Linked DNA regions of Homo sapiens: region 1 is linked to region 2. A link is an interaction called in ENCODE POLR2A ChIA-PET data of the cell type or tissue named here. Cell type or tissue: OCI-LY7. All regions are shown on one strand. Each heading gives the region's core, and the rest is flanking DNA. Links, peaks and the distances in the headings are about the cores only. Region 1 overlaps LOC105375059 (a long non-coding RNA gene). Region 2 overlaps USP49 (ubiquitin specific peptidase 49).

What was found. ChIA-PET counts read pairs that join two places held together with the same protein. Peaks named below come from ENCODE experiments on the same cell type or tissue, not always from the same donor. Only the 100,000 strongest peaks of a DNase experiment are listed, where the experiment ranks them.
Region 1: POLR2A ChIA-PET joins it to region 2 with 19 read pairs; 5 of 35 experiments call an interaction of 5 or more read pairs at or near these places.

What each region holds. Positions count from the first base shown.
Region 1 is chr6:42,003,980-42,018,944 of GRCh38, forward strand. It overlaps LOC105375059 (a long non-coding RNA gene), which reads left to right. Exons shown (of 5, transcript XR_001744119.2): 2 at 4,774-4,877; 3 at 7,699-7,930; 4 at 9,770-9,911. It also overlaps a transcript of CCND3 not described here and the pseudogene RNU6-761P. Among named protein-coding and RNA genes, the nearest start is that of TAF8, 39 kb to the right of the region's middle. RefSeq lists enhancers at 3,813-3,902, 5,158-6,114, 6,115-7,070, 12,672-13,173, 13,085-13,134. In OCI-LY7, for the core only: a CTCF peak has its summit at 6,300; a DNase peak (open chromatin) is centred at 6,592; H3K4me3 peaks cover 2,125 bases; H3K27ac peaks cover 2,500 bases.
Region 2 is chr6:41,814,915-41,829,879 of GRCh38, forward strand. The region is part of intron 3 of USP49 (ubiquitin specific peptidase 49); the gene reads right to left. Among named protein-coding and RNA genes, the nearest start is that of TOMM6, 35 kb to the left of the region's middle. In OCI-LY7, for the core only: no CTCF peak of the experiment used is centred there; no DNase peak of the experiment used is centred there.

The DNA.
Region 1 (14,965 bases), core at 5,626-8,125, 190 kb after region 2:
CAAAACAAACAAAACTTAGGTAATATGATCAATAAAAAGAAGATTCAGATCAATGACATTAGAGATCTTAAAAGTTATATATATATGTATGTGTGTGTGTGTGTGTGTGTATGTATTTTTTTTTTTTTTTTCCTGAGACAGAGTCTCACTATGTAGCCCAGGCTGGAGTGCAATGGTGGGATCCTGGCTCGCTGCAACCTCCACCTCCCAGGTTCAAGCGCTTCTCATCCCTCACTCAGCCTCTCCAGTAGCTGGGATTACAGGTGTGAGCCACAGTTCCTGGTCCAAAGTGATATGTTTAAATCTATGGCAGAGGGTTAAAAGATGAGAAAACTATAAGCAACTTAGTGCCAATAAATTTGATACAGACAAATTAGATGATATTATAGAAAAACATAATTTACCAAAAACTACCTCAAGAAGAAAGAAAAAACCTAAATAGTCCTATATATACAGAATAACTCTATTTATGGCTGGGCATGGTGGCTCATGCCTGTAATCCCAGCACTTTGGGAGGCCCAGGCGGGTGGATTACGAGGTCAGGAGTTCAAGACCAGCCTGGCCAAGATGGTGAAATGCTGTCTTTACTAAAAATACAAAAAAATAGCCAGGTGTGGTGGTGGGCACCTGTAATCCCAGCTACTCGGAGGCTGAGGCAGAGAACTGCTTGAACCCGGGAGGCAGAAGTTGCAGTGACCTGAGACTGCACCACTGCACTCCTTCTTGGGCAACAGAGTGAGACTCCATTTCAGGAAAAAAAAGAAAAAGAAAGAATAACTATTTATTATTATCCAAACCAGTATATCTTTTAAAGTGAAAGGGAGTACCATTTATAAATATGCCAGGATAACAGCTATAACCTGGCACTAGCCCAAGCAAACAAGGACATATGGTCTATTTATCTATAGTCATAAACACAAATTAAATCAGTAATTTAAAATCTTCTTACAAAGAAAACAGACTCAGAATGTTTTACAGGAATATTCTATCAAACATTAAAGAAAGCATCAATTCCAATTTTATGTTGACTTTCATAGGTATTAAAAAAGAAATACTGCCAACTCAGTCAGCGAGGTTAGTAAAATCTTAATTCCAAACCAGCCAAACATAGTATGAGAAAGAAAAATTAAAGGTTAATGTCACTAATGAGCATATATGCTGACACCTTGCTCAAAATATAAGCAAACCAAACCCAGCAGTGTATTAACAAGATAATGTATCATGTCCTAATTGGATTTATCCCAGAAATGCAAAGAAAATTTAACATAAAAAATTACTGGGGCGAGGTGTGGTGGCTCAGGCCTGTAATCCCAGAATTTTGGGAAGCCAGGGCGGGTGGATAATTTGAGGTCTGGAGTTTGAAACCAGCCTGAGCAGCATGGTGAAACCCTGCCTCTACTAAAAATACAAAAATTAGTTGGGCGTGGTGGTGCACGCCTGTAGTCCTAGCCACTTGGAGGCCGAGGCATGAGAATCGCTTAAACCTGGGAGGCGGAGGTTGCTATGAGCTGAGATCGTGCCACTGCCCTCCAGCCTGGGAGACAGAGTGAGACCCTGTCTCAAAAAAAAAAAAAAAAAAAAAAAAAAGAATTAATGTAGGCCAATTGCATTGGCTCATTCCTGTAATCTCAGAACTTGAGGAGCCCAAGGTAGGAGAATCACTTGAGCTAGGAATTTTGATAACCCTCGGCAACATGGTGAGGCCCCATTTCTTATTTTTTTGAGATAAGAGTTTTGCTCGTTGCCCAGGCTGGAGTGCAAAGGCGCAATCTCAGCTCACTGCAATGTCCACCTCCCAGATTCAGGCGATTCTCATGCCTCAGCCTCGCAAGCAGCTGGGATTACAGGCACCCGCCACCATGCCTGGCTAATTTTTTGTATTTTTAGTAGAGACGGGGTTTCACCATGTTGGCCAGGCTAGTCGAACTCCTGACCTCAGGTGATCACCCGCCTCAGCCTCCCAAAGTGTTGGGATTACGGGTATGAGCAACCGCGCCCAGCCTGAGACCCCATTTCTACACAAAAAATTTTTTTTTAATTAGCAGGGTGTGGTGTTGTGTGCCTGTGGTCCCAGCTACTTGGGAGGCTGAGGGGGTAGGATTCCTTGTGCACCAGAGCTCAAGGCTACAGTGAGCTATGATTGCACCGTGGCACTACAGCCTGAGTGCAGACCAAGACCCTGTCTTAAAATAATAATAATAATTATTATTAATGTAACTTATAACACTCATAGATGAAAAACAAAAACTCACATCATCTCATCTCAATAGATGTAGAAAAAGCATGTGATAAGATTTAACAACATTAAGGTAGATTTAGAGGTTTAAAAAAAAAAGATTTAACAACAAACTAGAAATAAAGGAAACTTCCTTTATCTATTAAAGAGCATCTACCCTAAACCTACAGCAATCATTATTATGAGTGGGAAGCCATTAGAAGCATTATCCTTTAAGTTCAGGAGTAGGGCAAGGATGCCTGCTGTCCTTGCTTCTAGCTGACATTAAATTGGAGGCTCTAGCAAAACACAAAACAAAGGAAAATAAATGAAAGGTATAGAATTGAAAAAAAACAACTTCATTATTAATAGATGATATGACTATCTACGTGGAATCTCTTCAAGTCCACAAATTATTAAAATTAATTAGGCAGCCAGGCGCGGTGGCCCATGCCTGTAATCCCAGCACTTTGGGAGGCTGAGGCGGGTGGGTCACGAGGTCAGGAGATCAAGACCATCCTGGCTAACACGGTGAAACCCCATCTCTACTAAAAATACAAAAAATTAGCTGGGCGTGGTGGCGGGCGCCTGTAGTCCCAGCTACTCGGGAGGCTGAGGCAGGAGAATGGTGTGAACCCAGGGGGCAGAGCTTGCAGTGAGCCGAGATCGCTCCACTGCACTCCAGCCTGGGTGACAGAGCAAGACTCTGTCTCAAAAAAAAAAAAAGAAAAATTAAGTAGGCGAATGATAAAATGAACACAATTCATAGTATCTCAATGAGATTTGTTAGAGGGATGGCACAGAAAAGGGAACACAGGAAGCTCCTATATAACTGGTGACATATTTCTCAAGTTGCAGGGTATGTTTAGTTTTATTATACTACTTCATAATATACATACACACATGTATATATATACCTACATACATATATATGCACTTATATTCTTTTGTGTATATATGCTTCATAAGTCAATTTTAACATTTGAAACAACATGTTTTTACTTTCTATATTGTACACTTATTGGTTGTTTCATTGTTTTACAACAAAAATGTAAAAAGGTCTGTGTTTTTGAAAATGGTTAAAGAAAGAAAAAGAACAAAAGGAAATGAAGGGAGGCTGGAATTTCACCAACAGCTTGATAGATGGGCGGGTGGATGGCCATGAGGGTGGCTAGTAAGGCCAAGTCCAATTGAAGTCAGGACAAGGGCTTAGTCAAGGACTGAGCAGAGGCTGGTAGAATTGGAGGGAAGTCTGATAGCACTGACCTTTAAACGGGCAATTTTTAAAGACTGGCAGGAGGCGGAGCCCAAATGCAGGGGGTTAAATGGTGAATGAATAAATAGCAAAAAATTGGAAACTACCCAAGGGCCTAACAATCAGGGCCTGGCTAAGCAACCATAGTACCATTCATAGAAAAAATGATGCTGTGTCCATACATAGGCGGGCTTATAAAATTAGGTGACGTAAAAAATTTCAGGACACAAAATAGCATTTGTGCAGATTACAATTATGAAAGGACATGCATGTGCTGCGAGAGCCAGAAAGGGCTGGACAGGATCGAGAGCAGCTCACGGATGCTGCTTTAAAGTCTATGGGATTTTCTTTCTTTTTTGGAATGCTGGCGATCCACAAACAAAAGCACATAATGTTGCTTTAAAATAAAAAGAGTGGCTGTTGAAGAAGTGGAGACAGCAGGTGAAGGCCACTCAGTGAAGAAACCTGACGGTGACAGGAAGAAATGAGCCGGCAGAGCAGCTGGCGGGGTGTGAAGGCTGGGGACAGCAGCTGGCGGGGGAGCTGGGGGCTGGGGGAAGTGGGGAGAGGAAGAAAGGAGGCTGTTCTGTTTCCTTTATTGCCTATAGCTCTACCTTATTTTTTAATATAAAAAATAGTAGTATCTCTTGGCTAGGCGCGGTGGCTCACACCTGTAATCTCAGCACTTTGGGAGGTCGAGGTGGGCAGATCACCTCAGGTCAGGGGTTCGAGATCAGCCTGGCCAACATGGCGAAACCCCATCCCTACTAAAAATACAAAAATTAGCTGGGTGGGGCGGGCGCCTGTAATCCCAGCTACTCGGGAGGCTGAGGTAAGAGAATCACTTAAACCCAGGAGGCAGAGGTTGCAGTGAGCTGAGATCATGCCGCTGCATTCCAGCCTGGGCAACAAGAGCGAAACTCTGTCTCAAAAAAAAGAAAAAGAAAAGTACCTCTTGAGACAAATTCAAACAGTCCAGAGTGTGTATGTATAAAGTGACAGAACCCTCAGCCTAGTCCCCATTGTCAACAGCTTAGTGTGCAGCTTTCCAGAGCTGCACCATTTTCTTTTACTTGCAGTGCATTCATTTTTAATTACAAAGTAAGATAGGCTGGTTTTTAATTACAAAGTAAGATGGGCTTGTTAAAATGTAGGATTAGAGAAAATAAAGAGTGAAATATTCTATCCTGCTGAAATCTCCCAACAGAGCTGACTGCTGTTGATTGGTCTGGAAAGGGTCTATGTGCATGTAAATACTTATGTATATATTCGGTTATGGTTTTTTGGTTGGTTGTTTTTACAGAAGCAGGAACATTTCCTACCTATAGTTGAGCAGTTTCATGCTACATCATGGTGGATCCCTCCCAAGTCACCACTGCCTAACATTCCACAGAATATAGTTGAAAGGTAAACTTCAGGGAACACAGGGGCATCTCTTTCCCTATAATTGGCAGGAAAGGAGCTCTAGAAACAAAAGGTTCAAGATGGAAGGAGGTATTGCTTGGAGGGGGGCTGCCCGTGGGAATAGGGAACATGCAGACAGAGAGGGTCTTCTTTCCGCCTTCTTCTCTTAAGCCAGAGTCCCATCCAAATGTAGCTAAGGTATACAGAAGTGTAAGGGGGAAGGGTTGTGATTAGAGCCTGAGTGATAAGGGTCACTACTGGGGGCTCAACTTCCTTGAGTGGACTGCTCTTCCCTCAACTGTGCCTAGGTCAGGCCTACTTATCAGAAACCTTAAGGGGAGGCTGGGTGTGGTGGCTCATGCCTATAACCCCAGCACTTTGGGGGGCCGAGGCAGTTGGATTGCCTGAGCCCAGGAGTTCAAGACCAGCCTGGGCAACATGGTGAAACCCTGTCTTTACAAAAAATACAAAAATTGGGCCAGAAGCGGTGGCTCACACCTGTAATCCCAGGGCTTTGGGAGGCCGAGGCTGGTGGGTCACCTGAGGTCAGGAGTTCAAGACCAGCCTGGCCAACATGGTGAAACCCTGTCTCTACTAAAAATACAAAAATTAGCCAGGTGTGGTGGCGGATGCCTGTAATCCCAGCTACTCAGGAGGCTGAGGCAAGAGAATCACTTGAATCTGGGAGGCGGAGGTTGCAGTGAGCCAAGATTGCGCCATTCCACTCCAGTCTGGGCAACAAGACCGAAACTCCGTTTCAAAACAAAAAAACAAAACAAAACAAAACAAAAACACACAAAAAAATTAGCTGGGGGTGGTGGCACACGCCCATAGTCCCAGCTACTCGGGAGGCTAAGGTGGGCAGATCGCTTGAACCCAGGAGGTGGAGGTTGCAGTGGGCCAAGATTGTGCCACTGAACTCCAGCCTAGGTGATAGAGCGAGACCCTGTCTCAAAAAAAATAAACAAACAAAAACCTTAAGGGGAGCCCTAGAATAGTGATTCTCAAAGTGTGGTCCCTATACCAGTAGAAGCAGCATCAACAACTTAGAAATGCAGATTGTTGGGCCCCACTTAGTCCTACTGAATCAGAATCTCTCAGCAATCAGTGCCCTCCAAGCAATCAGCAAACAGGCCCTCCAAGGAATGCAGGCTAAGCTTGGAGAACCTTTGTTCTAGAATGTGGATTTGGGTGTGATTTCTTCATCCCTCAGGCACCCCCATGTTCATTCTCCTAGAGGACAAGCAGGAGTCAGCCCTGAAGGGGATGGGTTATCAACTTCATAAGTGGTTTCTTCTGTGAGCTTAGAGGTTGCAGGCAAAGTCAGTGACCTAGGTAGTACCTGGGAGAGCCCTCCCTCTCTTCTCATGACAACACTTCCATCTCTTCACACGCCCCCCAAATAAAACAGAAAGGGAGGGGGGCAGTGGAAACCTACTGCTTTCCACTTTCCCTTAACGGTGTCCCCTGCCCCGGGGCACTGCCCTCTGCAGCATGGAGGACAGAGTAGGGAGTGAAGCTTTTGAATGAGGGGGAGGAAATGGGATGTGGCTTCATGTGGCTGGGTTGGGGGAGGGAGTTGGAAGGAGAGGAGGGAGGGAGAGGAAGAATGTCCTCATTTCACCCAGCTGCCTGGGCCTGCACCTGTTCAGCTGAGGCCCAAGGAAAGACACCAAGCCCGACAGTAAATGAAGCACGGCCCCACCCCATCTAGCGGGGCCCCTTCCCACACTGCAGCAGGGCCGGGTTAACTGACAGGAAAACTGTGAATGATTTCAGGTGGCTGAATGAGGGGCTGGGGAAACAGCTGTGCTCCTCTGCGGGGTGGAGCAACTGTCTTCTGTCACCCCCAGGCTCTCAGAGCCTCGGCAAGGTCAGCAGGAGTCAGATAGGTTGGGACCTGCTCAGACACCTTCTCCTACAGAAAGTGACATCACTGCCATCAGCGCTGAGGAGGTTCCGGGTGGTTAAGCCCTACAACATTCCACAACATTCTTTAGTTCCTCTATAGGCAACTATCTTCTTCTTTTTTTCTAAATAGACTGTTTTTTAGCACAGTTTTAGTTTCACAGGAAAATTGAGAGGAAATATTAAGTTTCCTCTTGGTCTGTCCTCCATAGAAACACTTCAGGAGTTCATCCAAGCAGTCAATCGGTCATTTCACAAGGATCCAATGAAGGCTTTCAAAAGTGATTCTTGAATCTGTAAGAACAACTGGTAGTGAATGAATGAATGAATGAATGAATGAATGAATGAATGGATTTTTCACTGACTGATTGATTGACTGAGAATCTCACTCTGTCACCCAGGCTGGAGTATGTTGGTGCAATCACAGCTCACTGCAGCCTCAAACTCCTGGGCTCAAGCAATTCTCCTGCCTCAGCCTGCCAAGTAGCTAGGACCACAGCAAGTACCTAGGCCACCATGCCTGGCTAATTTTAAAAATTTATTTGTAGAGACGGGATCTAACTTTGTTGCCCAGGCTGGTCTCAAACTCCTGGCCTCCAGCAATCCTCCTGCCCCAGCATCCCAAAATGCTGAGATTATAGGCACGAGCCACCAAGCCTGACTAACTGGGAATTTATTAAAGAGGCAAGCCCTGGTCACTCCACTAGAGATTTTGATTCAGGAGGTCTGGAGTGGGGTCCGGGATTATGTATTTTTGACACAGTCTGCAGGAGATGATACATTTGACATAATGGGCCCTAACTGGAGAAACTCAGGCATGGTGTGAGATACAAAGGGTTAGTAAATTGCTCTGGTGGGAAGGAAGGAAGCAGTGAACATTAAGGACCAAAATCCTCCTACCTCTCCACCACCCCAGAATTGAAGATGCAGAGTACTGAGCCCTCCACCTGCAAATGCATACAGCCATGAACAGATGGGTGTAAACTGAGGCAGTGGAGGGAGAGGGGTACTCCCAAGCCCTGAAAATCTCAGAGTAAGAGGCCACCGACGACAGCGCTCACCGGTGCTGAGCTCCCTTCTACAGAAACCTGCAAAGACTCAGATCGAGGAGGAAATACACCAGGAAAATGTCACAGGATCATCTCGAGGTAAGGTCCTGAGCAAGGTAGCCTTTCCATGCCTGCATTTCCTCATCTGTCAAATTCGGAGCATGATGGGCTCTGTCAAACAGGGTTACAGGCATTGAGCCACTATGCCCAGCTGCATTAGCTCATTTTTTGACTTTGCTTAAGAGTTCCTTGCCCACTCTTCAAAAATGTTGATGTCATGGAAGACAAAAACTAAGGAATCATTTCAGGTTAAACAAAACTTGGGGAGACAGGACAACTGAATATAATCCATGATCTGGGACTTTGTTTTCATTTCTGTAAAGCATAACATTGGAGACCAGGCTGGCCAATATGGCAAAACCCCATCTCTACTAAAAATACAAATATTAGCTGGGCGTGGTGGCGGGCGCCTCTAATCCCAGCTACTTGGGAGGCTGAGGCAGGAGAATCACTTGAACCTGGGGTGGGATGGGGGCGGGGAGTGGAGGTTGCAGTGAGCCAAGATCACACCACTTCACTCCAGCCTGGGCGAAAGAAGCTCTATCTCAACAATAAAATAAAAATAAAAATAAAAACAAAAAAATTAGCCAGGTGTGATGGTATGTGCTGTAATCCCAGCTCTCGGGAGGCTGAGGCAGGAGAATCACTTGAACCTGGGAGGTGGAGGTTGTAGTGAGCAGAGATGGTGCCACTGTACTCCAGCCTGGGAGACAGAGTGAGACTCCTCTCATATAAATAAATAAATAAAATAAAATGATGAGTGAAGGAGTTCTGAGAACTTGTGATTTCTACATGCTGGAATTCTGCTTATGCCCTTGGTGGTTGTTGGCTATTAAAATGTGGGTAGTGTGGAATTATGTACATTACAAGATCTTTACAGAAAATCCTTTTTTCTTCTCATGCATAGTATGACCTGGAACTAAAAGGAGCTGCACATATAAATTGATCCAAGCTTCTACCAGATTCATTATATGCTATCCTGACACAGATGAATCCAGGCTCTTCTTATATACTTCTGGAGATGGGAAAGTCACCCCCTCTCACAGCCTGTTCCATTCCTGGTCAGTTCTGACCACTAGAACATTCCTTGACCTACTGAGCTGAAACCTTCCTTCCTGGAGCCTCTACCCACTGGTCCGGTCCTGTTTTCTGGGTAGTGGGGCCTCTACCCGCTGATCCTGGTCCTATTGCCTGTTTAGGGGCAATACGGGACCCCTAATGATCTTAGTCATCCTTTCCTAAATAAGTTCCAGTTCATCAGTGTCTCTCTAGAGTGTAAATGCAGTGCCCCAGGATCCAACTTGATAATCAGATAGCAGAGGGAACATGATCTCCCAAGTGCTGGACATTCCATTCATACAGCCTAAGGTAGAGTTGGGCTTTTTTCAAAATTGAATCACACAGTTGATTCATGAGTTTAGAGCCAACTTAAACCACGGTTTTCTCTTGTGAACCATGGTTAACTGCCATTGGTCTCAGCAGTTTTCACTATGAGACATCCCATTGTATGTTCGTTTGCTTATTGTCTGTCTCTAGATATTGCTAGAATGTAAGCTATAGGAGGGCAGGGTTGTTGGCTTGTTCTGAATCCCCAACACCTAGAACAAACAAGTCTTGGCACATAGTAGACATTCAATAAATACATGTTGAGCAAATAAATAACTGTTAAGCCACATCTCACCTATCCTGTATTTCTATAATTTATTTGTAATTCACACCCAGTCTTCTAACAAGAGAGGTTTGAGGTGATTGCTTTGCAGAATCCTTTTGTTAACTTCAGAATAAACTTTGTTCTTGTTGAATTTTATATTGTTAAATTTTCATCATTAGTTCAGCCTATTGAGATCTAATTTCTGGCTCTCTCAATCTACATTTCAGCAGTCCCTTCCAGCGCCAAGCCATTCATTCAAGAATGACTCAGGGCCGGGCGTGGTGGCTCACACCTGTAATCCCAGCACTTTGGGAGGCCGAGGCAGGCGGATCACGAGGTCAAGAGACTGAGATCATCCTGGCTAATATGGTAAAACTCCATTTCCACGAAAGATACAAAAATTAGCTGGGCGTGGTGGTGTGCGCCTGTAGTCCCAGCTACCAGGGAGGCTGAGGCAGGAGAATGGCGTGAACCCGGGAGGCGGAGGTTGCAGTGAGCCGAGATCGTGCCACTGCACTCCAGCCTGACAACAGAGGGAGACTCCATCTCAAAAAACAAACAAGGCCGGGCGCAGTGGCTCATGCCTGTAATCCCAGCACGTTGGGAGGCCAAGGCGGGTGGATCACGAGGTCAGGAGATCGAGACCATCCTGGCTAACACGGTGAAACCCCGTCTCTACCAAAAATACAAAAAAAATTAGCCGGGCGAAGTGGTGGGCGCCTGTAGTCCCAGCTACTGGGAGGGCTGAGGCAGGAGAATGGCGTGAACCCCGGGGGGCGGAGCCTGCAGTGAGCCGAGATGGCGCCACTGCACTCCAGCCTGGGCAACAGCGAGACTCTGTCTCAAACAAAACAAAACAAAACAAAACAAAACAAAACAAAACAAAGGCCTCCCTGTCTCCAGAATGGCAACAATATATTAACTCCCTTAGTGTATAGTCTTTCAATCAGTAAAACAAAACAAAATGCCATTAACAACTCTATTTCAAAGAATATATTAATGGCATTGGAAAATGCTCATCCTATATACATACCAGGTCAGTGGGGGATACAAAACTGTAACACAGCACATGATCCCAGTTACAGGAAAATAGTTGTCTACATAGAAATAAGATGGGAAGGAGCTGGGCATGGTGGCTTATGCCTGTAATCCCAGCACTGGGAGGCTGAGGTTGGGGGATGGCCTGAGCCCCGAAGTTTGAGGCTTCATTGAGCTATGATCAAGCCACTGCACTCCAGCTTGGGTGACAGACTAGAAGGAAATATACCAAAATGTTAACAGTGATTATTTCTGAGTAGTGGTTCATTTTCATTTTATTCATTATATTTTTCAAAATCTCTTATTATAATAAGCAAGTATTTCCAACATATATACTTGTTATCCTTGTTATTATACCATCATCTGGATCACTCAGCCATACATATCTTCACTAAGGCAGTGAGAACCCAGGTGACACCTTCCTGAAATTGATCCTGCCCTCAAAAAGTTTCTAGTCAATATCAATAGCAAATATACATGTACATGCACAAACACACACGTATTCATTTTAATCCTACAACAATCCTTCCATTTCTATCTTCATATTCTAGATGAAGAAACTGAGGCTCAAAGAGGTTAAAAGAACTTGCTCAAGGTCATACATCTAGCATGAATCTGGGCCAGGATTTTAAACCCAGGCAGTCCAGCTCCAGAATGGACACCCTTAACCACTCTGCCATGCATGTAAACTCAAAGTAGCGCCACCCAAGGATTGATGATTCTGAGTGAGTGGTGGGGGCTGTAACAGGAGGCAGGGGAGTCGACATTAGCTGAATGAGGACTATGTGACAAGTGCTTGATATACATTACCTCATTCAGGTCCTGCAACTACCCTTGCAAAAAAATATTTTATTTTAAAAAAAAGTTATGGCCAGGCACAGTGGCTCACGCCTGTAATCCCAGCACTTTGGGAAGCCAAGGTGGGCAGATCACGAGGTCAGGAGATGGAGGTCATCCTGGCTAACACGGTGAAATCTCGTCTCTACTAAAAATATAAAAAATTAGCCAGGCATGGTGGCATGCACCTGTAGTCCCAGCTATTCCGGAGGCTGAGGCAGGAGAATGGCATGAACCCGGGAGGCGGAGCTTGCAGTGAGCGGAGATCACGCCACTGCACTCCGGCCTGGGCAACAAAGCAAGACTCCATCTCAAAAAATAAAAAAAAAAGTTATGTCTTTTTAAATTGACAAATAAAAATTGTACATATTTATTGTGTACAATGTGATATTTTGAAATATATATATATTGTGGAATGGCTAAATCAAGCTAATTAACATATGCATTGCCTCACATTTTTTTGTGTGCGTGGTGAGAACATAAACACTGCTCTCTTAGCAGTTTTCACGTATACAATACGTTTTTATTTTATTTATTTTTTATTTATTTATTTATTTTTTGAGATGGAGTCTCACTCTGTTGCCCAGGCTGGAGTGCAGTGGCGTGATATCAGCTCACTGCAGCCTCTGCCTCCCAGGTTCAAGAAATTCTGCCTCAGCCTCCTGAGTAGCTGGGATTACAGCTGTGTGCCACCACCCCCAGCCAATTTTTGTATTTTAGTAGAGAAGAGGTTTCACCATGTTGACCTGGCTGGTCTTGAACTCCTGACCTCAGGTGATCCACCGGCCTCGGCCTCCCAAAGTGCCAGGATTACAGGCGTGAGCCACTGCGCCCAGCCACAGTATGTTTTTTACTAACCATAGTCACCATGTTGTACGATACGTCTCTTGAACTTATTCTTCCCATCTAGCTGAATTTTTGTATCTTTTGGCCAACATAAAAAGATATTATTTTCATCTTTGTGTTATAAATGAGGAAATTGAGATTCAGACAGGGGTTTGAATCTCTGCTGTGATAATTCAAGTTTACTAATATCTCTGTCCTTCAGTTTCCTCCTCTACAACATGGGATAATAATAGCTCCTACCTCACTGACAGTTGGGAAGTATTAGTGAGAAAGTAGACTCACAACACTCAACACGGTGCCTAGCATATGGTAAATGCTTGATAAATGTTAGCTGCTATTACTATCTATTACTTTTTTTTTTTTTTTTTGAGACGGAGTTATTGCCCAGGCTGGAGTGCACTGGCGCCATCTCGGCTCACTGCAACCTCCAGCTCCCAGGTTCAAGCAATCTCCCACCTCAGCCTCCCGAGTAGCTGGGATTACAGGCACCCGCCATCATGCCCGGCTAATTTTTGTATTTTTAGTAGAGACAGGGTTTTACCATGTTGGCTAGGCTGGTCTTGAACTCCTGACCTCAAGTTATCCAACCACCATGGCCTTCCAAAGTGCTGGGATTACAGGTGTGAGCCACCACAACCAGTCTATTACTATTCTTGATTCCAAAGTTCACACTCTCAACTACAACATAATGACCTGCTAAGTGGGCAAAGGAGAAAAATTAATTCTGAATGATGCCATGGGGAAACGTTAGATAAATGAGTGGAGTCACAGAGGAGTGACGTCTGAAGGGGCCTTGATACAGCAGCATCTCACCCGGCAGAGGAGGGCAGGGGCACGTCCTGGAAGTACAGAGGGACAAGGTCTGTTTCTGTCCCTTGCCCTGGCCCTCCCCCACACAGCATCCTGCAGGTCTCCACCTCTGTCCCTCACTGTGCCCTGCCAGTACTCCCGCCTGCAGTGCCCATGGTCCCCTGCCTCAGCTGTCTCCCTAATCAGGGGCCCACAGCCTCTCCAGCAGGGAGTGGGAGCCCCTGGCACTTGGGGCCTGGGAGGGCCCCTGATAAACAGCTGGAGCTCTTGTTCACAGAATCTGTCATCTCTAAAGGAAAAGCAGAAACAAACCACAGAACCAGGGGAGCTGGCTGATAATGAGTCACATTGCTGCTGGCAGTTCTCCACTCAGTCCTCTGGCCTCTGCATCTGGGACTTCTTGCTTGTCCTTCAAGATCCACTGCAAAAATGTCTTGTCTCCACAAAGGCTTCCTTGACTGCATCCCCAGCCACCCCACACCCTGCAAGCTTCCATTGCATCCAGCACAAGATCCACTACTGCCATGTATTGCACTAAGTGGAAACTGGTCAGGTTGTGGGGTCCCAATCAGCCTGTGAGCTTCAGAAGGCAGGCATTGTGTCTCATGGACCTAGCCCAAAACAGAAGTGTCTATGGAAATAGTGTGATGACCTGAGTAAAATATGGGTGGAATGTGACATAGGCATTTAAGAAATCTATATATTGACATACAAAAAACAGTTTATTAAAAGGTTGTGTAGGTAGAAGGCAAAGGCTGGAAATTTTAACTTTTTCCAAAATAATAATTAACATTTTATATTTTAGCAACAAAATGTGGCCGGGTGTGGTGGCTCACGCCTGTAATCCCGGCACTTTGGGAGGCCGAGGCAGGCGGATCACGAGGTCAGGAGATCAACACCATCCTGGCCACCCTGGTGAAACCCCATCTCTACTAAAAATACAAAAATTAGCCGGGCATGGTGGCACATGCCTGTAGTCCCAGCTACTCAGGAGGCTGAGGCAGGAGAATCCCTTGAACCTGGGAGGTGGAGGTTGCAGTGAGCCGAGATCGCACCACTGCACTCCAGCCTGGGTGATAGAATGAGACTCCGTCTCTAAATAAATAATAAATAAAAGTAAAACGTCCACCTGAGAAGCCTTTATTTGTTTGTTTGTTTGAGACAGAGTCTTGCTCTGTCACCCAGGCTGGAGTGCAGTGGCACAATCTCGGCTCACTGCAAGCTCCGCCTCCCGGGTTCACACCATTCTCCTGCCTCGGCCTCCCCAGTAGCTGGGACTACAGGCGCCTGCCACCATGCCCGGCTAATTTTTTTGTATTTTTAGTGGAGACGGGATTTCACCGTGTTAGCCAGGAAAAAATACGGAACGCTTCACGAATTTGCATGTCATCCCTGCGCAGGGGCCATGCTAATCTTCTCTGTATCGTTCCAATTTTAGTATATGTGCTGCGAAAGTGAGCACCTGAGAGGCCATTTTTATTTAACTTGAGAGATCTCAGAAAAATGCCTTTTCCTTTAGTTTTATATACCTGACACAAAATTGAAAAAGCTATCTCCAGTCGGGCCTGGTGGCTCACTCCTGTAATCCCAGCACTTTGGGAGGCTGAGGCAGGCAGATCACCTGAGGTCGGGAGTTCGAGACCAGCCTGACCAACATGGAGAAACCCCATCTCTACTAAAAATACAAAATTAACCAGGTATGGTGGCACATGCCTGTAATCCCAGCTACTCAGGAGGCTGAGGCAGGAGAATCACTTGAACCCAGGAGGCAGAGGTTGTGGTGAGCCGAGATCGTGCCATTGTACTCCAGCCTGGGCAGCAAGAGCGAAACTCCATGTTAAAAAAAAAAAAAAAAAAAGAAGAAAAAGAAAAAGATATCTCCCACTACTTTT
Region 2 (14,965 bases), core at 4,952-7,451:
CTTTAACTTACTAAGTGTACCTAGAATTACATCTACCACAAAACCTGCATAGACTGCTTAAAGAGACACAGTGAATACACATTTACAAATAATAAATGTTAAAAATGAATTTCATTTTCTGCCAGCATTTCCAAGAAGTATGGGAAAACATAATCTAATATCAATATATAGTTAAGAAAAAGATTTAAAAATCAAGCTAGAAATCAAAACAAAAACAAAAAGGGGGCCGGGCGTGGTGGCTCACACCTGTAATCCCAGCACTTTGGGAGGCCGAGACGGGAGGATCATGAGGTCAGCAGATTGAGACCATCCTGGCTAACATGGTGAAACCCCATTTCTACTAAAAAATACAAAAAATTAGCTGGGCATAGTGGCGGGCACCTGTAGTCCCAGCTACTAGGGAGGCTGAGGCAGGAGAATGGCGTGAACCTGGGAGGCGGAGCTTCCAGTGAGCCAAGATTGCGCCACTGCACTCCAGCCTGGGCGACAGAGTGAGACTCCGTCTCAAAAAAAAAAAAAGAGTGGGGGGCAGAGACTGAGAAGGGTAGGGTTAGAGAAACTGTTCAGAAGTCCTTTGCTAAGGGACAGTGGGTGGGAGAAGAGATTGCTGAATGGGCAGTGTCCTCACAGGCTGCTGCATTTTCCCATTTTCCCTATCAGTGCCATTGTCTCTGAATAGGGGGTGGATGAGGGGTAACCTATAAGTCATAGTGCAGTTCAAAGACCCCCTGGAGAGGCTGAATTCTCTAAGAAGGGTTCGGAAGCTCTGACAAAATGTGTTCTTAGCTCTCTGACCCAAGAGCTGGAATGTCCACTTATGCAGCAGCTCTTGGCCACAGTCAACAAGACCTGACATGCTAGGTGTGCCAGAGCCCTTGTGAGGTGTGCTATCACTCATTTGTCACCAGTAATCAAGTGCTGATATTCAAGAATGAGTGTCTAATCATAGGTTACAGCAGATGTAAGGTTATGCCAGCATGATAATAGCTCACTTGCATTAGGATCTGCTTTCTTCAATGAAAAAGGAGTAGAGTTCATCTAGGGAACTGGGCCTGGCATACAACACTGGTTTGCCCATGGAAAGGGGCTATCCCTGTGGCCATGCAGGGAAATGACAAAGGCAGAACACCTGACGTGGCACAAATGCCTTGTTCCATACCCTCCGTACCTTCATCCTCTGCTCTCTTTTGTTTGCTTCCTTCCTCTTGCTACAAATATTCTCAAGTGTCTTCTGTCTAAAAAGAGAGAGAGACACACAGACAGACAGACAAGTTTGCCCTGCCTCTAGACTATCCTTGACACTATTTTTAGATTCTTTCTCCTTCTGGCAAGAGTAATGTGCAGGTTCATCCTCCTCACAATTCACTCCTTAACACCTCCTTTTTGTAGAAACTGTTTTCTCAAAGGTCACTAGCAGTTTCCTTATAGCTAAATTCATTAACCTTTTCTCAGTCCCCATCCACATTTTTTCTACACTTAACACTGCACAAACATTCTCTTGAATTTTAGACAACTGTTCTTGTCTGGTTTGCTTCCTGTGTCTGTAATTACATCTCTGTTTTCAGGTCTCCCTTCCTTGAAATTTAGGGTTTCCTTAAGGCTCCATCCTCAGCTCTCTTCTCAATTTTATCTATTTCCTAAAACTTTAAGCATCATTTAAATACAGGATTATATATTTTGATACTTTTTAAAAACTAAAAATTATTGGTAGTTTACATGCCATAAAATTCACTCATGTAAAGTAAAAACCTGATAATTTTTAGTGTACTCACACAGAGTTCCACACTCTATTATTATTATTATTATTTTATTTTTTAAATTGAGACAGGGTCTTACTCAGTCACCCAGGCTGGAGTGCAATGGCATGATCTCAGCTCACCACAGCCTTTGCCTCCTGGGCTCAAGTGATCCTCCCAAGTAGCTGGAAGCACAGGCGCGCACCACCATGCCCAGCTAATTTTTTGTATTTTTGGTGGAGATGGGGTTTTGCCATGTTGCCCAGGCTGATCTCAAATTCCTGAACTGAAGTGATCTGCCCACCTTGCCCTCCCAAAGTGTTGTGATTACAGGCATGAGCCACTGCACCTGGCTATTATTATTATTATTTTAGAGACAGAATCTCGCTATACTGCCTAGGCTGGACTCAAACTCCTGGGCTCAAGTGATCCTCCTGCCTCAGCTCCCCGAGTAGCTGGGATTATAGGCACATGCCACCACGCCTGGCTCCCACGCATGCTTTTTTTTTTTTTTTTTGAGACAGAGTCTTGCTCTGTCGCCAGGCTGGAGTGCAGTGGCGCGATCTCACTTACTGCAACCTCCGCCTCCCGGGTTCAAACGATTCTCCTGCCTCAGCCTCCCGAGTAGCTGGGACTACAGGCACACACCACCATGCCCAGCTAATTTTTGTATTTTGAGTAGTGACTGGGTTTCACCATGTTGGCCAGAATGGTCTCAATCTCTTGACCTCATGATCCACCCGACTCGGCCTCCCAAAGTGCTGGGATTACAGGCATGAGCCACCACGCTCGGCCTTTCTTTCTTTCTTTTTTTTTTTTTTTTTTTTGAGATGGAGTCTTGCTCTGTCGCCCAGGCTGCAATGAAGTGGCGCAATCTTGGCTAACTGCAACCTCCACCCACTGGGTTCAAGTGATTCTCCTGCCTCAGCCTCCCGAGTAGCTGGGATTACAGGCGCCCACCACCATTTTTCTTTTTTCTTTTTGAGATGGAATCTCGCTGTGTCATCTAGGCTGGAGTGCAGTGGCGCTATCTCAGCTCACTGCAACCTCTGCCCCGCAGGTTCAAGCAATTCTCCTGCCTCAGCCTCCCAAGTAGCTGGGACTACAGGTGTGCACCACAATGCCCAACTAATTTTTGTATTTTTCGTAGAGACAGGGTTTCACTGTGTTAGCCAGACTGGTCTCGAACTCCTGACCTAAAGTGATCCACCCACCTAGGTCTCCCAAAGTACTGGGATTACAGGCATGAGCCACTTCACCGGGCCACTCCCACACATACTTTTGAATCTCAGGTTGAATTTTCACATAATAATATCTGCTTTATGGTATACTACTATTAATGATATTTTCAGGATGAAACTACTGAACATGTTTTGTACTTTTTTGTTTGGTAGCAGTGATAATCCTATACTGAGCTATATATATAGTTTCATCCAGATCTCCTGGTGATCAAGATCTGTAAGATGACTGATGGGTGTTAAGGAGATGCCACCTGTGGTACAAAGCTAATAAGCAAGCTGGCCCTGAAGGGATCAGACTTTTTGATTAATTAACTTAATATTCTTGCTATAAGAGTTCTGTACCTAAAACCTAACCCCTTTTCCAGGAGGATAGCTGACTGGAGGCAAGATGGCAAAAGAAGACTGGTCATATTAAATTCAAGGATTCTGAATACACTGGGAGAGCACGTGTACACACACACACACATGCGCACACACACATGCACAGTCTTAGAAATGTTATCCTCGACTCTCTGCAGAGAAGTGGCAGCCAAAAGTGGATGAGAACCAGATTGGCTGGGTAAGGATTAAGCTTCAGAGCTTAGTAGTTTGTGCTGCCTCCAGATCAAAGGGGCCTACTTGCTACAACCTGGTGAGGCCATTCATAGGGCTGATGTTAAACAAGCATGACATGCATTTTGAGCCACCCCAGGATCCTGTCCCCAATTTGTCCCACTGCTTAGGCCCTGCTCAATAACAGTTCCCTCACTAACCTGGGGAATCAGCTCTGTCCGCACCTTGGTCAGCTAACCCAACTTCCCTATGAATCCCAACACATGAATGTTCCAACCAATGGAAGAAAGATGTCACTCACAGGCCAGAATTTTTCTTAAGCCAAGAAAGGATTATCCTGTGCAACAGAACCCCTGATCTCATTTGCTAACTCTTCCTGTTACTGAAGATAAGCATTATACTCTGTCTTTAGCCATACTGTATATGTGATCCAATGGCACATAGATCAGCTCCATTAAGTGCAGCACATGTACAATGAGACTTACACAATGCAAACTACTTCCTGTGTGTCATTCTGCTTGGGATTACCACATTAGTATTAAGAGTCTCCCTAAAGGAAAGTGGGGATAAAAGTCTGTACAGAAATGAAAAGATTTCTTTTTTTAAAATATTTGTTGAGATTTTGTGCTTTTGAAATGGAACAGGAAATCAGGTGGGGAGAAGAGCCAGATACAAGGTCGGGTTCGGATAAATAAACCCCCAAACAGCATGTGGATATCTGCAAGCAGGTATTTAGAATATCTATACAATAAAACCTGTAAGGGGAAACCCAAAAGCCACTCAAAGTCTTTTGTTTTATTTTGTTTTGTTTTAGCATGATCTCCCTGACAAGCTAGTGATAAAACAAGGTCCGAACTAATGGCTCCCTGTTCTCTACTGCCACATGGGAAAATTTTATCCCTACCACTGAGAGAATCAGGATTTACCCTTCTAAAAGCTGACCAAAGGAATCATGGTTCATCCCTGTAGTATGCCTCTCTAACGCCATGTTCTCTACAGCAGCTAGACAGGCAATCATTAAAAAAATACATACATATATACATATCAAAGTGTATATATGTATATATGTCAGACTTTCTTGAATTGTACCCTTGACATATGTGTGGTTTATGAAAATTATACCTCAGTACAGTTGTCAAGCATTATTCAAACACATACACAGATCTGAGTAATTTACTCCTAATAAAATAGGGGATGTAGGCAGTGGCTTCTTAAAAGTATTAGGTGAAAACTGACAGGAAATGTTATAATAGATGGATAAGGTTGACAATACCTAACTCTACTGATCAATTTTGCATGAAACTAGGGCAACTAGACCTCCCTGATTCAATGCCATGAAAGGTTCATAGCAGCATTACCTATTATAAAATACTCTTGCTAAAAGAACTGAGCCTGAGTCCAAGGAAGCCTTTGGATCTAACTACCAGGTTATAGGAAACATAGGAGCCAAGAACATACTATCATAGGCTGCAGTTAGCCAAATCACCAAATCGAAATGTGGCAAATGCTACAGGATCAGTCAGTCATATGGGTTCTTTAACAAATAAATGGCATGAAACAAAGGCAAGTGGGAGTGGATTTGCTCCAGATTATCAGAAACCTAGAGACACAGCAATCAAATGCAATCTGTGGTTCTTATTTAGATCCATACTTGAACAAACCAACCATAAAAAGATATTTTTGAGATAACTGGGGAAAAATGTTTTAAAATACTGTCTGTATCTAGCTACATCATTAGTTTTTTTTTTTTTTAAGTTTTATTGAGGTATAATTGACATACAGTGAGCTGCACATATTTAAAGTTTATAATTTGGTAAGTTTTAATATATGATATAGTTGTGAAACCACTGCAATTAAAACAATAAACACATCAGTCACCCCTAAAAGTTACCTTGTGCCCCTTTGTAACCCCTTCTTCCAGCTTCCCTCCCTACCACCACCCTTAGTCCACAACTAGAGAAACTGAACATGGACTAAGTATTAAATGACACCAAGTAATTATTAATTTGATGTGATAATGGTGCTGTGGTTCCATTTTTAATCTTTGTATGTAGAAATACCTCTGATATATTTATAGGTGAAATATTAATATTATGATTGATATATGGAATTTGCTTTGAAGTACTCCAGGAAAAAAAAAATAGTAGAAGGACAGAAAAAACAAGATTGTCAAAATGTCTATAATTGTTGAGGCTGGTTGACAGGTACATGGAATTCATTATACTATTCTCTTTATTTTGGGGTATGCTTGAAATATAACATAAAAATATTTTTAGGCCAGCATGGTAGCTCACACCTGTAATCACAGCACTTTGGGAAGCCAAGGCGGGCAGATCACTTCAGCCCAGGAGTTCAAGACCAGCCTGGACAATATGGTGAGACCCCATCTCTACAAAAACTACAAAAAATTATCTGGGTGTAGTGGCATGTGCCTGTAGTCCTAGCTACTCGGGAGACTGACATGGGAGGATTGATTGAGCCCGAGAGGTTGAGGCTGCAGTGAGCTGTGATTGTGCCACTGCACTCCAGGCCTGGGCAAGAGAGCAAGACCCTGTCTCAAAATAAATAAATAAGTAAATAAATAAATAAAATACTTTTAAAGACAAAAAAAGCAAGCAATATATCAGTAGTGAGAGAAAACCTTGAGATACAAGCTATTCACAAATTAGATAGGTTATGAGATACTCTTCATTTTTACCATCATTTCTAGTTTTACTTTGAAATGTACCCTTTGAAAAACACCTCCCACCTGATCCCCCACACCAAATCAAAGTGGTGCAGTTTTTCTCAGTAGTGTTAGTCACAGAGATTGCCTGCATCAGCCTTTCTGTCTGGGCCTCAAGTTGCCCCCAACCCCACCACCCTACCAAATCTCTTTCAGTAACCTCATCAGATTTTTATCCACAATTTGTCCACAAAATTTCCTGATTATCTCTGTCTTTGGAGGGCATGAAGCCACTTTAGTCAGTCTGTTGAAATGCCCTTGCTTAGCCAAATGTTGTTCTCTCTTTCTGAAACTTCCCCTTTACTGGGAAAGAAAAGTCCGAGGCCGGGCATGGTAGCTCACGCCTGTAATCCTAGTACTTTGGGAGGCTGAGGTGGGTAGATCATTTGAGGTCAGGAGTTCAGGATCAGCCTGGCTAACATGGTGAAACCCTATCTCTTTTAAAAAATACAAAACTTAGTTGGGTGTGGTGGTGGGCGCCTGTAATCCCAGCTACTCTGGAGGCTGAGGCAGGAGAATTGCTTGAGCCTGGGAGGTGGAGGTTGCAGTGAGCCGAGATCGCACCACTGCACTCCTGATTTTTTAACAATTCTGCTCCTTCCTCATGGACTCCAATTATCCAGACGGAAAGCAGCTCATCCTATACATTTATAAGTCTCACTGTAGTCTCAGCAAACAGCAGCACAAAAATTATATATTTAAAAATCCAATATTTTTGTTTTTCTGACCCCAGTCACATAAAGGTTACCCCCAGTCTACATGACGCTGGTTTTACGAAGCAAAATCTGGCCACACAGATCCAGCACAGTATTCACAAACACCAACCAACAGGTTGGTTTTCAGTCATAGAAACAATGTGAAAAATAGCACTTGGTCTAGTTTAAAAAGCCTATTGAATCCATAATGTATGTATAGTAGAGTAATAGAATACTAGTGCTACCACTATAACAGTTAACTACCAAAAGTATTTTCTCTGAGAAAATTATTTCACACTTGCAACTTGAGAAGCCAAGAATTGCTTTCCCAGCTGCAGCTCAAGCAGTGAAATTGGGAATCTCCCTCCTCCCATTTTCTCCACATGGCTGAAGAGGGCTTTCCACACATGGTCATTTGTATGGCAGACACATATACATTAGGAACTGTCTGCAGAGAAAAAAAGGAACAATTTCTGTGAATAGAAAATAAATCTGATTGGAATTTACAAATGGATCCTCAAGATTAGATGCTGGTGTCGGTTATTTTGGTGGTTGTTCTAAGAAATGGGAACCCGTCTTCCTGATGTCCTGCTGCTTAAACGACAGCAGTCCATTTAGTTCTGTGCCTCTCCTGCAACATACCAAAGCATATCTGTCAGGAAGGAGGCCCATCATATTTTGCATGAATGAAGACAACTTTTAGGCCAGGCACGGTGGCTCATGCCTGTAATCCTAGCACTTTGGGAGGCCGACGTGGGCGGATCACGAGGTCAAGAAATCAAGACCATCCTGTCCAACATGGTAAAACCCCATCTCTACTAAAAATACAAATTTAGCTGGGCGTAGTGGCGCGCGCCTGTCGTCTCAGCTACTCAGGAGGCTGAGGCAGAAGAATCGCTTGAGCCGAGATCACACCACTGCACTCAAGCCTGGCGACAGAGTGAGACTCCATCTCAAAAAAAAAAAAGACAACTTTTAAGTACTTGGTTTCAAGAGAAAAGATGACAAATATCCAAAGAAAAGGAGTCAAATACACAGGAGTATTTGTTAAATAAATACAGAAGGAGAACATTGGAAGCTACAAAGAGATCATTCATCATTCATGTACTTTAATAGGGGATAGGTTAAATGAATTATAAATCAGCCATACATGGAAACCACCAGTTATTTTTAAAAAACTAAAAAAGGGGCAGGGCTATATGTACAACAACTCAAAATATAGTATGTGAAAAAAGCAAAGAGGCAGAACAATGTGTATAATATATCATGAATATACATACAAGCATACATATACACACTCATGCAAATAAGAGGATAAACAAGCTGGTGACAGCACATGCTTTGTGGGATGGAGATGGAAAGGAGACTCAGTGGTCAACCTTTGTACCTTTTGGGGAAAAAAATCACATTACCTATTTTAAAAAAGGACATGGCACTGAGAAGATTCAGTGTTTCAGTAATCTTAAAAATTGAGGCATCAGCAAGATTACTGAAGATAAGCACAGAGCTAAAATGGTTTACTATGTTTTCCTTAGGAAGTAAGATTTAGAGATAGGCAATCTGGTATCTATGGTATATAGAGTACCTAAGGAATTCTAGTTAGTAGCACTAGCCATTACAAAAAGAGTCCCCTCCTCACATCTTTTCCATAAGCCGATGACTGCAAAATGCAGGCTATGAAGAGTCTGTACTCTGCAGAGTGGCAATACAGCAGAGCCTCAGTCAGTCAAATGTCAATCATTTGACATTTCTTATCAACCAAGGTACCAAGGTAATTTCTAGTCTTCTTCCCCAGGGGCCACCACCAAAAACTGTCCATAGAAGTGAATTTGTGGGCAGACTCTCTTTTCCCCAACTCTCAAGAGATCTTCCTTCCCCTCATGGAACAGCTCCTAACATTATTGCAGTGTACTGGTAATCTCTCTCAATATCCAACCAACCTCTCTGAAGTGGGCAGTGGAGGTGGTGGGGGGGTCGGGAGAGAGGGAGAGAGAGAGTGTGTGTGAGTGTGTGTGCGGGGTGGACAGTGAAGGGAATCGGCTGAATGGTGAAGCACTCCTCCTCCATACCATTCTAAATTTAAAAGGTGCACTATAAGCCTCAGTTTCTTACTGCCTAAAGTTGGAGAGCACTAATACCTACACTTCAGAGAGCTGTTCTGAGGGAGGCTCAAATGAGATAGCCACGTACTCTGAAAGTAGTTAAACCTAATCAAAATACTGGCTGACTTGGCCAGCCTTGTTACTCATCCCCAGGCCAGTTATTTTTGCCTCCACAGAGCCTAAAGTCAGGCTGGTTTTCAGCATCTTACAGTAACTGAGTCTCTAGTTTTGATTTTATTCCAGGAAATTTCATCTAATAAGGTGTTCATAATAAGCTATTCTTAAACAAGAAAATGGAGGACACTTTTATATTAAAAACAAGAAAAATCACTATCTTTTTAAAGCAAATTTGAGGGTTTTTCTAATATCCATTTTCTTAAATCTTGAAAAATTGTTTAATAGCAACACAGTGCAAGGATAATAAAAGTCCAATTTAGATGTTTAAAAAAAAAAAACATAGCATCGCCGGGCACAGTGGCTTATGCCTGTAATCTCAGCACTTTGGGAGGCCGAGGCGGGCAGATCACCTGAGGTCGGGAGTTCAAGACCAGCCTGACCAACATGGAGAAACCCCGTCTCTATTAAAAAATACAAAATTAGCGTGGTGGTACATGCCTGTAATCCCAGCTACTCGGGAGACTAAGGAAGGAGAATCGCTTGAACCTGGGAAGCAGAGGTTGTGGTGAGCCGAGATCGCGCCATTGCACTCCAGCCTGGGCAACAAGAGCGAAACTCTGTCTCCAAAACAAAAAACAAGAACAAGCCCAAACAAGAACAAGCCCATAGCATCACAAAATGCAGTCAAATTAAAGAAAGCAGAATCAGCCTTAGCTCACTCTCCCGTGGGGGTATGCCCATTGAATACTTACAGGTCCAAGAGAATGTGCTGCATGGCAAAAATATAAAGGGGGCCTTCTTTCAAATAAGGCATAGAAGGCATTTCAAAGACGTGGACTGTGCATGAACCCTCATCTCTTGTACAAGAATAAAGCAGACGTACTTCTGGGAACTCAACTATAGTGAGCAGGCACAAGAGGTGAGAGGACTGGGCCCTAACTTGTACAAGAATCAAACAGGCTGACCACAAAAAGAGCGCCAGTGCATATCCAGGCAATGAACTTACTACAGTTTAAGTCCCACAAATCTTAGCTACCTCTGCCCTGTTTTAAAATATCAACCTCCTGGTGTGCCAGTAAGTCTCACCATTTGAATTAAGACATCAAAGTCCCTATTAAAGGCAAATATTTTAAGGGAAACACCCTAAGCCAATCAACTACCAATAACTAAGTGCAGGTTAATTTACTGTAGCAGGAGATGGAAAGCAGAGCTCAGGCGTATGATACTGCCTAAGTAAATGTTGACAGAAAGAAACTGAAGAGGAAGGGAAAAGCATGAATCATTGCCTGAGATCCCACAGAAGGAAGTTCCGAGCCTTAAGGTTGTAATGGACACCAACAAGAGAGGTCACTTAAAAGAAAAAAAAAAAAAGATATGAGAACACGAAAAATAAGTCTCACTGACCTCATAATTTTTTCCAGCATCTCTCCTATGTTGCCTGTGGTAAATGTGCTGAACACTGTACATACCCATGAAATTATTATATCAGTGAGGTATATCCTTAGCAAATATTCAATAATAAAACAAAGTATATATGTAATTTATTAAGTTTTTAAGAGATACAAATAACTAGAAAAGTAATTATTCTAAACTAACCTTTAGAATAATAACCTTTAGTTTATGAACAAGGTGTTGTGTGAGCCTGATTTCTCAGTAAATTTTAAAATTATTTTTGTCTTTTTTCCCTCAAGACAGCCTACCATTGAATGTTTATTATTTTTAAGTTAGTGATCACAGACAGCCTATAGCCAAGGGTAAATAAAGAATAGCCTGTTTGAAGACAGGACAACAGTCTCATCAAACCACCTAATTTAGCTACAATTAACTTATCAAAATATGTATCATCACTATACCTACCATTCACACAGAAACTTAACAGAACTAATAAGAACTAAACTGGGCCAGGTGCAGTGGCTCATGCCTATAATCCCGGCACTTTGGGAGACCGAGGCAGGTGGATCACTTGAGTCCAGGAGTTCGAGACCAGCCTGGGCAAAATGGTGAAACCCCATCTCTACAAAAAATACAAAAAGTTATCTGGGCATGGTGGCATGCACCTGTAGTCCCAGCTACTCAGGAGGCTGAGGTGGGAAGATCAATTGAGCCCAGGAGGCATAGAGGCTGCAGTGAGCTGAGATCGCGCAACTGCACTCCAGCCTGGGTGACAGAGCAAGTGAGACCCCATCTCAAAAGAAAGAAAGAAAAAAAAGAACTAAACTGCTTTGAAGGAACTATGAATAAGAAACATCCTATCTAATACTGGCAGAAGCAAAATACAAAATAATACATATTACGCATTCCAAGAGACCAAACAATAGATCTCTAAGGGACCATTTAATGCATTACTAATTCTAAGAAGCCAACATATATAAGTCTGCTGACAAAGAAAATATGCCATAGAATTGTTCCAGACATGATTTGCTCCTTAATGGGAAGGTGGGAGCAGGACTGTTGAGGTGATGATGTCATTGAGCAGGTTCAAGAAATAAGGAATTGTCACATGACAATGATATAAAATGTCTCCAAAACAGCAATTAAGGTTTTATCTTCTGAGGTTGAAGTTAGAAAAAAAAAAATACAGTGGACACAATAATCCATCTGCTAAAAATACTAAAACCCTGAGGTTTGAGTGACTGCAGAGTTCTGGGGCCCCCCAAACCCAATCAAAGTGACAGATACAACCTCACAGAGCCAAAGAGAATATGACTGTGGAGGACTGCCAGCCTCCTGTGGAGGACTGTGGAGGACTGCCTGACCACAAATTGAAGGTCAGCAGTAAGAGGCGAGCATCCTCTGACCAATGGTTAGGCAGTGTTCTTCCTTCAGCTAAAGACAGCAAGTCCCCCAACTAAAAAATACAACTACTCAAGCCTGTTGATATCATATAAGGGCCTGATACCAACAGTCACTAAAACCATCCAGCAGACTCCCTCTGCACTGATTCCTTGCACAGAAAACCAAAATTGATTTTCCACATACCTCGGCTACAGGGAGAGAATGTAATAACAACCAAACTCAAATACTAGTTGGCTTAACAGTTCTATTTCTCACTGAAAATGAATCTTCACTCCAATGATGTTGATCATATAAGTCAGTTCCCAAGAAACTGGGCATCATACGTTATTCTCACAAACTTGAGGCTGAGAACCTTTAGAGATAAGGTCTAGACCCTAGTTATGACTTCACCAAGGTAATGCCACCTGGGAGGGCTCTGAGTAAGAAGCTAGCTAGCTGGCATTTTCAGAGGTAGGTTACTCCCCATTTATTTAAGATTTCTCCAAGTAGAATATAGTCAGGCCGGGCACAGTGGCTCACGCCTGTAATCCCAGGACTTTGGGAGGCCGAGGCGGATGGATCACTTGAGGTCAGGAGTTTGAGACCAGCCTGGACAACATGGTGAAACCCCGTCTCTACTAAAAATACAAAAATTAGCCAGCAGTGGTGGTGGGCGCCTGTAGTCCCAGCTACTCGGGAGGCTGAGGTAGGAGAATTGCTTGAACCCAGAAGGCAGAAGTTGCAGTGAGCCAAGATCGCACCACTACCCTCCAGCCTGGGCAATAGAGCAAGGGGCAATACAGCAAGACTCTGTCTCCAAAAAAAAAAAAAAAAAAAAAATTTGCCTGGGTCCGGATACTTTTTGGTATTTTGATAATTAAGTTGCATTACAAATAATTAAATCAGCTATCATTTATTGAACACTTACTACATCCAGGCACTGTTCTGAAACTTAATATATGTCATTTATTTTTCTCAACAATCTAATGAGGCAATAATTTCAACCCCATTTTAAACAAAATAAACAGGCTCAGAGAAGTAAAGAAACTTCTCCAAGGTTGCACTGCTGGTACATGGCTGAGCTGTGAGATGAATTACAAAGCTGGCTTACTCAAATTTGATTGACCACTCTCAGAATTTAAAATTTTTTAAATTTACATTTTCTAAATTACTAAAGTAAAATTGAACATTCTTTCATGTATCTATTGGCTATTTTTTCTCTACTGTCAGCTGACAAAACATATAATCACCACTAAAGCTACCACTCACATAAGAACTTACCAAAACTAATAAGAACTAAGCTGCGGCTGGGCGTGGTGGCTCACACCTGTAATCCCAGCACTTTGGGAGGCCGAGGCGGGCAGATCACAAGGTCAGGAGATCGAGACCAACCTGGCCAACATGGGGAAACCCCATCTCTACTAAAAATACAAAAAAAAAAATTAGCCAGCCATGGTGGTATGTGCCTGTAGTCCCAGCTACTTGGGAGGCTGAGGCAGGAGAATTGCTTGAACCCGGGAGGCGGAGGTTGCAGTAAGCCAAGATGGCACCACTGCACTCCAGCCTGGGAGACAGAGCAAGACTCTGTCTCAAAAAACTAAGCTGCTTTGAAGGTGCTATCAATAGAAACATCATATTTAATACTGGCAGAAACAAAATAATAGGCATTACATATTCCAAGAGATCAAGCTTTGCCTATTTTTTGATTAGGCTGTTTTATATTTTTCATATTAAATGATTGGAGTTCTTTATATATTCTGAATACAAGGCCTCTGGCAGTCAGATGTGTTGTAAATATCCTCTGTCTGCAATTTGTCTTTTGTTTAAGGCATCTTTTGTCATACATAAGATTTACAGTTAATACAATCATATGACGCATCTTATAATTTCATCTTTTGTTTATGAAATCCTTTCTTATGCCAAGGTAATAAAGGTACTTGCCAACAGTTTCTTCTAAAAGTTTGAAGTTTACACTTAGGTTGTCAATACATCTGGATTTTTTCCTCCTAGCCTCACCCTTAATCATTTGAAATTTTGATTGGCATTTATTGAATTTATAAACTTATTTAGGGAAAATTACCTCTTTATTATATGAAGTCCTCCCATCCATGAACATGCTATCTCTCTGTTTATCCAGGTCTTTTGATTATGTTTTCTCCCCAAGATATATATTTCTTGTTTAGATATTTCCTGGATACTTTATAGTTTTTTTGTGGCTACTATGAATAGAATCTTTAAAAAAGTATACATTTACTAAATGATTATTGCTGGTAGACAGGAATGTGATTGATTTCTGTATTAGGTTTAATCATATGAAACTGCAAATAAATATTTAACGACCATTTTGACCTACATAAATTATAATTTTGTATGGTTGAATCAAAAGGTTGCTGATCTGAAACTCAGCAACTTTGCAGAACTATTATTATTAGTTCTAATAATTTGTGGATTCTCTTGAATTTTTTTTTTTTTTTAAGATGGTGTTTCGCGCTTGTTGCCCAGGCTGGAGTGCAATGGCACGATCTTGGCTCACTGCAACCTCGCCTCCCGGGTTCAAGCGATTCTCCTGCTTCAGCCTCCCAAGTAGCTGGGATTACAGGCATGCAACACAATGCCCGGCTAATTTTGTATTTTTAGTAGAGATGGGGTTTCTCCATGTTGGTCAGGCTGGTCTTGAACTCCTGACCTCAGGTGATCTGCCCACCTCAGCCTTCCAAAGTGCTGAGATTACAGGCGTGAGCCACCGCGCCTGGCGGATTCTCTTGAATTTTCTATGGATGTCTACATAGTCTTCAAATATAGACAGCTTGGTCCTCTCTTTCTTGTCTTCTGGAATTAACCAGGAAGTTCAGTTGATTAGTAAATATTAAGGCTGATAGTGGGCACCATGTACTGTTCTTAACTTGAGAGGGAACAGGTCTGTAGTTTTACTGTTAAGTGTGATGTCTACCAAAGGAAGTTTTGGTTAACTTTAGGTTAAGAAAGTTTTTTATTTCTAGCTTTGTGAAAAAAATTTAATCAG